Linked DNA regions of Homo sapiens: all the other regions are linked to region 1. The links are chromatin contacts, found by Hi-C or POLR2A ChIA-PET in ENCODE. All regions are on one chromosome and are shown on one strand. Each heading gives the region's core, a stretch centred on a gene start or an enhancer-like site at or near the end of the contact. The rest is flanking DNA. Distances are from core to core; before and after follow the strand shown.

Region 1 (2,875 bases), core at 103-2,602:
ATTTTTGTTTCATGTTTCTGTTTCTATCTTTTCCATTAGATTCCCTGGGTAACAGGAAGAATGTAACTTCTGTCACAATAGCGGAAAGATAGAAACAACCCATCATTAACTGATGAATGAATAAACGAAATGTGGTAGAGATGTATGATGGAATATTATTCAGCCATCAAAAGGACTTGAGATACTAATTCATGTTACCACGTGGCAAAAACCTGGAAACATCTTATTAAGTGAAGGAAGCCCAGACACAGAAGGCCACATATTGTGTGATTCCATTTTCATGAACTGTCCAGAGTAGGCAAATTTGTAGAGGCGGAAAGTAGATTACTGATTGCCAGGGATTAGGGGCAGAGGGAAATTAGATAATTGGTTAATGGGCATAGGGTTTCCATTTGGGATGATTAACCCGTTTTGAAACTAGAGACAGGAGGTCGTACAACATTGTGAATATACTAAGTGTCACTGAATTCCACACTTTAAAATGGTTAACATCTGAATTTTACCTCCTTCCCTCCCAAAAAACACAACAACAAAGGCTCTGGGTTTATCTTTTCTCATCTGACCTACGCAACCCCATACATTGTCCCTCTGGGTTTCAGTTTCCTAATCTGCAAAATGGGCACATAAATAATACTAATCTCCAAAGGCAGCCATGAGCAATAAACCCACAGCTGCCACGGAGCAGGCATTCCATCACAGTGAGCTGTTCATAATACGGTTATTTTTATTGTTGTCCTTGACTGTCTTTCATTTCCCCTCCTTCTTCCTCCCTCTCTCAAAATACCCTCATCCTCTTCTCAGCATATGCGTCACTCCCTCTTTGTGTCTTTCTGTATGACTAAGTTTCTCTTTGAATATTCCTGCTGCTGAACAACATGTCCACGTTTAAATTGGCCCCTTCTTCTGGCATCACCAAGAGTATCTTCTTTGACATTGTTGGCCATAGGCACATCCTTCTTAGCCCTTCACCGCTTCTCACTGAAGGTCTCCTATAAACTAGTAATTCACACTCAGATCCTCATTCTACCCTCCGGGTTACTGGGGGGAAAGTCTGTTTTTGCCACCTCTTGAGAGTGCTCTTGGATTCCAGCTGGAGTCAGGTCACTTTGGAATCAACACAAAGTGACCCTCAACCAGCTCTGCCACCATCCCCAGCAGTGCAGTCTTCCCTCAGACCTCGGTTCCCTGTCTCCTTTTCTTCTTAGTAGACCAGAAAACAAAGTTTTTGTCCAGACATTATTACCTTGTTTACAGGTTGGTTGAAAGCTGGGCATTTTTGTTGTCTCTTTTCCATCCCTTTTCTGGGAAAAGGGGAGCACTGAACAAAGAAAAGAATTAATTAGGGCCTGCAAGCAAGTGACCAGGAACTCCATCTCATGACCACATGAACGAAGCACCATGTGTTCTTACAATTCAGTGGGAAACTCCTAGCCCTTCAGTCACTCTGAATCTCAGTGGCTTGTGACTTGGTGTTGCTTGTTTCTTCCTCTGAGGCAGCCAAGAAAGAAAATAACAGCACAAAACCACTGAAGTCCTATAGATGATGAGCCTCTCAGGTTTTAAGGATGATGGAGCAGTAGAAAAATTGTAAACCATAATTAATCATCCAACAAGATGATCAGAGAGGCGTGAAAGCTTATCTCCATACAAATTCTGTAAGTGGAATGTCTCTGTGAACTGTGCAAATCTTACAGAAGAAACAAAGGGATTTCCCGAGGAGAAGAGCTAAGATCCTAGAGAGATGCCTCTAGGTAAGAGAAACCCAACAGCCTTAAAGGTGGGGCTAGAAAACAGCAGAGTTTTGGCTAAATTGGGTCTGGAAAGATGAGAGGCTCCCAAAGAGAGAGGACATGGTGGAGGAACTAGACAGACTTCCCCAGGGGTGGCCCAGACCCAAGGAACAAAGGGAGGACTCTCTGAAGTCTACAATCAGGGAGCAAATATTGCAGCACTGGGAAATGTCCTGAGACACCTGGACCAAGGTCCTCAGAGACTGCCAACGAAAGGAGGCCAGGGCGCAGGTTAGTTATATTCACACCGCCTAGCACAGGGCCTGGGACATGTAAGCATTTCTTTATTATTTTTTTTTAAAGGAGTCTCACTCTTTGTTGCCCAGGCTGGAGTGCAATGGTGCGATCTCAGCTCACTGCAAACTCCGCCTCCCAGGTTCAAGCGATTCTCCTGCCTCAGCCTCCCGAGTAGCTGGGATTACAGGCATGTGCCACCGTGCCCGGCTAATTTTGTATTTTTAGTAGAGATGGAGTTTCTCCATGTTGGTCAGGCTCCCGACCTCAAGTGATCCGCCCGCCTCGGCCTCCCAAAGTGCTGGGATTACAGGTGTGAGCCACCGCGCCCGGCCGCATGTGAGCATTTCATGAATACTTGCTAAATGAGCGACTGACCAAGTGAAAGAATGAAAACCAGACCTAGACCCCAAAAGACAGGGGAGAGAATTGATTACCCTTTTTGAAGCTTTTATGAATCTCAATTAAATCGGGATACTCCTTCAGGTTAATCCTGCTGAACAGGACTGACAGAACTGAACAATCAAACACCTTCTCCAGGTGGCAGAGAACCTGATACACAACTCTCTGTATAGGAATCGAGTTTATACGGGCTTCTTGAGAATACTGTTAAAAAATTCAATGGTAAAAGTATACAAAATAATAGCTTTAAAGTTAAAAAAAGATTGACAATGTAATTGCATAGAATACTTCCATTGTTCTCAGTGTAGGCTACTATTTTTCATGTAATATTCTAGAACTCCTTAAATATTTGATCCACTGCGTTAGAAAAACAAGTCAACCCTTCCTCTTGTCTTTTGAGCTCTCATCCTGCCCAGGATGCCGTGGGAATAAATCTTATGGTGATTTTG
Region 2 (2,784 bases), core at 279-2,778, 78 kb before region 1:
CCTCTGTCCCCTCAGTCAATGCCTGGAATGGGGAGATGAGGCTAAAATTTGAGAGTTTGTTTTAACACAACATCAAAGCAATATGAGTGGAAATCTCCCTTCAAAACATCAGGAGGAAAATCATTGTGTGATAGGTGGATATGACCAACCAGCTTGAAAGTTGAGATCCTACCACATGCCAGGATGTTGTGTCATATTTTAGAGGGTGGAATGGAGGACAACAGTATCTACAGCTATCTAATGTGCCATGAAAGAAGGACTTTGAAATGTAACTGATTCATGGGGGAAATACCTCCAATACATTTTGAATTATAAAAGAAAGCTCTCAAGACAGGTGGGGAGGGACAATGCACAGTTGTAAAAGTAGATGGAATGGAAAAAAAAATGCTTCCTTGCAGGTCCAAGAATTCCCAAAGATGAAAATATTAATTTTAAACAATCTGAACTTCCTGTGACCTGTGGTGAGGTGAAGGGCACTCTATATAAGGAGCGATTCAAACAAGGTGAGTTTACTGGTCCATCTACGATTTTCAGCTGGAAAATATCCACACAGATAGCATACTGTTTAGGAGTAGACACTTGCCTTTGAGGTTCTGCAAAACCAGCCCCAGGCTTGAAGATTTGCTAGGAGCTTTCCTAGGACTTGGGACATCATCACATTTACAGCTAGGGTTTATGAGAGAAGCATGCAAAACATACCATAGGGAAAATGCACATGGGGTGAAATTCAGAGACAACCAAAAGCAAGCTTCCAGGAGTCCTCTCCCAGTGGAGTCATGCAGGACTCATTTAATTACTGCAGCAACAAATTGTGACAACACATGTAAAATGTTGTCTACCAGGGAAACCAGCCTGAGTTTAGGAGTCCAGGGTTTTTACCAGTCACATAGGTGCCCTCTGCCTAGCACATACCAAAATTCCAGATTCCCAGAAGGAAAGCGGGTGTTCAGCATAAACCATATCATTTGCGCAAACAGTTTAGGCACAGTGAGCCCTCTTCTTCATTTATGGTTATAGATAAATGCAATTTATTTACATATGTCTGAAAATAATACATCAGGATCGGTAGTTCCCAGATTACACAACATTTTAACAAGATTTCTTTGGATAGGCTATCTCAAATTTATTCTTGTAAGAGAATATAAATAAATTGCATTTGTTTATAACCATAAATAAGAGGGATTTATCTCTAAAGGGCTTTATCTTTATGGATAAACAATATGTTTATCCACATTGTTTATTATGAACAGTTTAGCCCACAGTGAGTTCTGGGAATGATAGAACTCTCCTAAAATCCAAATTCCTAAATGCCAGTGGCCAAACTTGCATATGGACAATGGCCAACCTTGCATATAGGCCCTCTAAGGAAAGTCTCAGGCCCACTCTGTTAACTCTGTTTTGCACAACAATGACATTTTCACACTTTCAAAATTCATAAAACATTAACCTATGAGGCCATCTCCTCTTACCCTATGTGAAAGGCCCACAAGACATCCAACTAGCACCCACTACAAGGGCAAGCACCTCAGTACTTGGGTGGAAAATGTACACATCTGAGAATCTCAGCAGTAACTTTCACGCCCCATTTCCCATAACATCTGTTTAGCCTTCTGCTAAATGGTAAGATCACAGGGTTTAGAATCAGAAGACCTGCATTCAAGTTTCAGCTATACCAAGAGTGTCTGATTCATCTACAGCCAGGTGCTCGGTCTCTCTAACCTTGAACTTCCTTCTCTACAAAATCAGAACAATAATATAACTTGCCTCACTGTATTATTATGAGAAAAAAATAAAAAAACAGACATAAAATACTTTGCAAGTTACAATTGTTAAATTACAGAACTAATGTTCATCTGTCATGGTTGACACCTCCCCACAACATAGTTCTTTGAGCACCAACAAATATAAATGTTTGCCCCATGACTATGTTGCATAAGCATAATTTAACTTCTCCCACTATATAACATTTCCATAATTACTTTTAATATAAAATAGCCATGAGTTCAAAATATGAAACATAATTGATTGTACCACATGTACAACATGGTACAAGACAAGGCAGATGTGGCTGTAGTAACAGCTTCCACATGGCCACTTGGGGACCCAAGAGCATGGTAGAGGGCTTTATGCCTTCATCCACCTCTCTGAAATTCAGGCTGACTCTATATCAGGTCTCAGAGAAGGGAGGAGGAAGAATTCTGCTCATTCTTTAGGGCCATTCTTTGCACCCACCCCCACCTTTGGAATATAGCAAAATACGTTGAAAAGGTAAATGTTGGTAGTAATATTTCTTCTCATTGCATGATGGTCAAAGAAATGTACACACATGACAGAGAGAACCCTTCATCTCTGTTCCTTCAGGCTGGGTATGAAGCCCCTGATATCTGACAGGAAAATTCAGACTTTACTGCTACGATCCTAAGCCCAAAGTGGGTGGCCCCAGACCCCAGCATGGGGGGAGGCCAAGTTCAGGTGTTTTCACAGTTGGGGAGCTCACTTTGCCTTGGTCTTACAGGAACCTCAAAGAAGTGTATACAGAGTGAGGATAAAAAGTGGTTCACTCCCAGGGAATTTGAAATTGAAGGAGACCGCGGAGCATCCAAGAACTGGAAGCTAAGTATACGCTGCGGTGGATATACCCTGAAAGTCCTGATGGAGGTATTCTAGTGACAGATGGCTGAAACCAAGGATTTAGCTGTCATGCTTCACTAACACCAAGCTTTAGCAGAATTTCTCAGTGCCCAGAAATTCATCATGACTTCCTCTGCCCAGGTCTCCATGCAT
Region 3 (2,775 bases), core at 232-2,731, 110 kb before region 1:
TCTGAAAATAGTTCAGCATGACCACATTGAGACAGGTTCCCTGGTTTCCTCGTCACTGTCTATAGTCTATTATTTCCTTGTTTGTCTTCATTGTCCTGTGAATTTAGAGCTCCTCCAATGAATACACAAAGAGAGTCAGAAGAGATGCAGCCCATTAGCTTGTGATGGAGAAGCCGATTATGATGTTCAGTTCATTATTAATTATCTTTTTTTTCCTACTTGCATGGAGGAAAAGTTCTTTTTTCTTTTCCTTACCTCTCCCCCAAAACATATGCACACACACATACACACCACACACACAAAGACTTGTGCACAGACTCGGGCTGCTTGCGACAGGTTTGAGGGAGCGAAAAGAAAAAGAAGAGCTGGGCTCCTGAATGGAGGGAGGAGACACTGAGTGGATAAAGTAAGGAGAAAGAATGGAGAAAGGTAGGCTAGAGTCACCAAATGAAAAGATATAAGAGTCAGCTTCAAGTTTTTCTAAGTGGACAAGGAATTCAAATATTCCAGGTAGGGGAATTTTGTGGGGGAGGGAGGGATAATTTTCAACACACTTCTCAGAAATTGTACCAGAAACGTGAAAATAAAGTTGCTGATTGATTGACAGCCTTGCAAGGTAGAAAGCTCATAAAGAACAGACAAAGGTAATAGAGATGGCTATGTGGTCAGTGTCCTAACAGCAGGCATTTGGTGATGAAAGTAATAACCTGTGAGATAAAGATGAATATAGATGAAGAAAATGTGGATAAAGACAAAGATTGAAATTGCAAAAAGAGTCAAGATCAAGATAAGGGCCAGGCGCAGTGACTCATGCCTGTAATCCCAGCACTTTGGGAGGCCGAGGTGGGCGGATCACGAGGTCAGGAGATCAAGACCATCCTGGCTAAAACGGTGAAACCCCATCTCTACTAAAAACAAAAAAAATTAGCCAGGCATGGTGGCAGGCAGCTGTAGCTCCAGCTACTCAGGAGGCTGAGGCAGGAGAATGGCGTGAACCTTGGAGGCAGGTCTTGCAGTGAACCAAGATCGCACCACTGCACTCCAGCCTGGGCGATCGAGCAAGACTCCGTCTCAAAAAAAAAAAAAAAAAAAAAAAAAGTCAAGACAAGATTCAGAGAAACAAGCTAGAAGAGAGAATAGAAGGAGGAAGTGATAGTAGAAAGAAGTTCACCTCAATAATAAAACTAGATCTAAAGATATAAACAGAAAAACAGGTGGAATGAGATACATTCAAAGGGTGATGAGTGGTGTAAAAAATTAGGTACAACAAGAAGTATGTAGAGAAAGAATTAAAAGATGAGAGAAAAATGGAGGCAAGAAGGGGGAAGTGTAAATGGGAGAGAAGAGAATGATGGAGAAATTGTAGGATCTGAAATGACCATGAGATAAAAGCAACTTTAGCACAAGGCATGATTCACAATAGCAGTAAGTTTTCAGAATAAGGTGTCCCCTGGCCCCTCTGACTCACCCAGATTAAAAAAGGCCTCACCCAGGCATTTCATCCACTCCTGTGATTTCAGTCACCACCCACAACCTCATGATTCCTACATGTGTATCTCCAGCCAGCCCTGTCTTCTAAACTCATTCATCCAAGTGTCAGAAGGCTCCTGTTGGAGATTCTGAAGGCCTTAGACTTCACCACTTGGATGTTACTCAAGACCTTCAAACTTAACACCTCCAAAACTGAGCACATCATCTTTTTCCCTAAAACCAGCCTTTGCTCCTCCAGTGTTCTTCATCACTGAAACAAACTATTAATTGACCCTTTATTTCAAGATGAAATTCTCAGGGTTATTTATGAACAGAAGGGAAAAATACAGTGAGGAACCACAAAAGAAAAAGAGATTTCAGATGTAGAGCCCATCCCTTAATTTAGCTGTGGGGAGTGGGCAGTCACTAATGTTGGGGGGAAGGAGAATCTTTGAAGGGGAGTGGGCACAAATAAAAATGTTTACAAATCACAATTTAGGATCACAGCCACAAGAACCTGAAAATAAGAAGTGCTCCTGTGTCATGTGTTTTCCAAAAGGTGTGCCAAGAAGCCAAGAAGCAAGGACTGAAAGTAGTCAAGCATCTGACATGATGGGTAAGGCTACCCTAGGGTCTTGGGATGGAAGTGGCTCAGTGGATATCACAGACACTGGGTAGGGATGTGGGAAGTGATCAGAGTTGAAGCAAAGCATGAAACAGCCTCTGGATCACCAACAGGAAGTGGGCCCACAGGCCCCAAGCTTCAGAATTTCAAAAGTCTGAAATCATAGTCCCGGTTTCCTGCTGCACTTGACTGTGAGCAGACTGTGACAAAGAACAGGTTTGGTGCCGCCAGAATCCTGTTCTCTACATTTGCTTAACCCGACCCTTTTGGGAACTGCAGGGAGGCAAGAGATCATTATAAAGCCATATTTAACAGAATGGGCTCTCTTGGTTAGGTGGTAAAAAAATACACTGGTAAACATAGTAGTATCTCACTATATTAGCATATCAATAGTAAAGTGTTGAATTTATAAAGCGAGTTCCATCCTTGTTCTTGAAAAAAAAAAAAAGAAAACATGTTCTTCCACTCACAGGTAATAGTGTCATTTTGTCACAACTTTGGAAAGGCCTAAAAAGACAAATAGTCCTGCTACCTGTCAGGAAAGAAAAATCAGATACCTACTCTTATGCTAAAAATACATTGTTTTGAAAGATATCCTCTGGACTGTTATTGATTTATATAGTGATTTCCTATTAACTCTTGCAAGTAAGATATTTAATATTCATAAAAATTTTAAAGCT

Evidence for each region. A loop is a pair of places that touch in the nucleus more often than their neighbours do. ChIA-PET counts read pairs that join two places held with the same protein, here RNA polymerase II (POLR2A). Pooled maps may share reads with other maps.
Region 2: a loop to region 1 is called in a pooled map, with 4 times the contacts of the local background. The contact joins two enhancer-like sites. A Hi-C loop is called at or near these places in 13 of 37 single-sample maps with no recorded cell type and 5 of 50 pooled maps. POLR2A ChIA-PET finds 5 or more read pairs at or near these places in 2 of 52 experiments (CD4-positive, alpha-beta T cell and activated B cell).
Region 3: a pooled map shows a loop between it and region 1 (4-fold over the local background). The contact joins two enhancer-like sites. A Hi-C loop is called at or near these places in 1 of 168 maps with a recorded cell type or tissue (GM12878), 13 of 37 single-sample maps with no recorded cell type and 12 of 50 pooled maps. POLR2A ChIA-PET finds 5 or more read pairs at or near these places in 2 of 52 experiments (OCI-LY7 and activated B cell).

What each region holds. Positions count from the first base shown.
Region 1 is chr2:230,582,344-230,585,218 of GRCh38, forward strand. All of the region lies in intron 1 of LOC112268431 (a long non-coding RNA gene), which reads right to left. Among named protein-coding and RNA genes, the nearest start is that of LINC01907, 120 kb to the right of the region's middle. RefSeq lists enhancers at 531-750, 1,871-2,010. Within about 2 kb of position 1,353, at least 2 of the 41 ENCODE cell types and tissues checked have a DNase peak (open chromatin) inside an H3K27ac peak, as active enhancers do; they include GM12878, where a contact is called at or near this core.
Region 2 is chr2:230,503,788-230,506,571 of GRCh38, forward strand. SP100 (SP100 nuclear antigen) reads left to right here. Exons shown (of 29, transcript NM_001080391.2): 21 at 399-503; 22 at 2,516-2,658. The region is part of intron 2 of LOC101928816 (a long non-coding RNA gene); the gene reads right to left. Among named protein-coding and RNA genes, the nearest start is that of SP100, 89 kb to the left of the region's middle. RefSeq lists an enhancer at 1,331-1,500. Within about 2 kb of position 1,529, at least 2 of the 41 ENCODE cell types and tissues checked have a DNase peak (open chromatin) inside an H3K27ac peak, as active enhancers do.
Region 3 is chr2:230,471,355-230,474,129 of GRCh38, forward strand. It overlaps SP100 (SP100 nuclear antigen), which reads left to right. Exons shown (of 29, transcript NM_001080391.2): 16 at 1,970-2,086. The region is part of intron 3 of LOC101928816 (a long non-coding RNA gene); the gene reads right to left. Among named protein-coding and RNA genes, the nearest start is that of SP100, 57 kb to the left of the region's middle. Within about 2 kb of position 1,482, at least 7 of the 41 ENCODE cell types and tissues checked have a DNase peak (open chromatin) inside an H3K27ac peak, as active enhancers do; they include GM12878, where a contact is called at or near this core.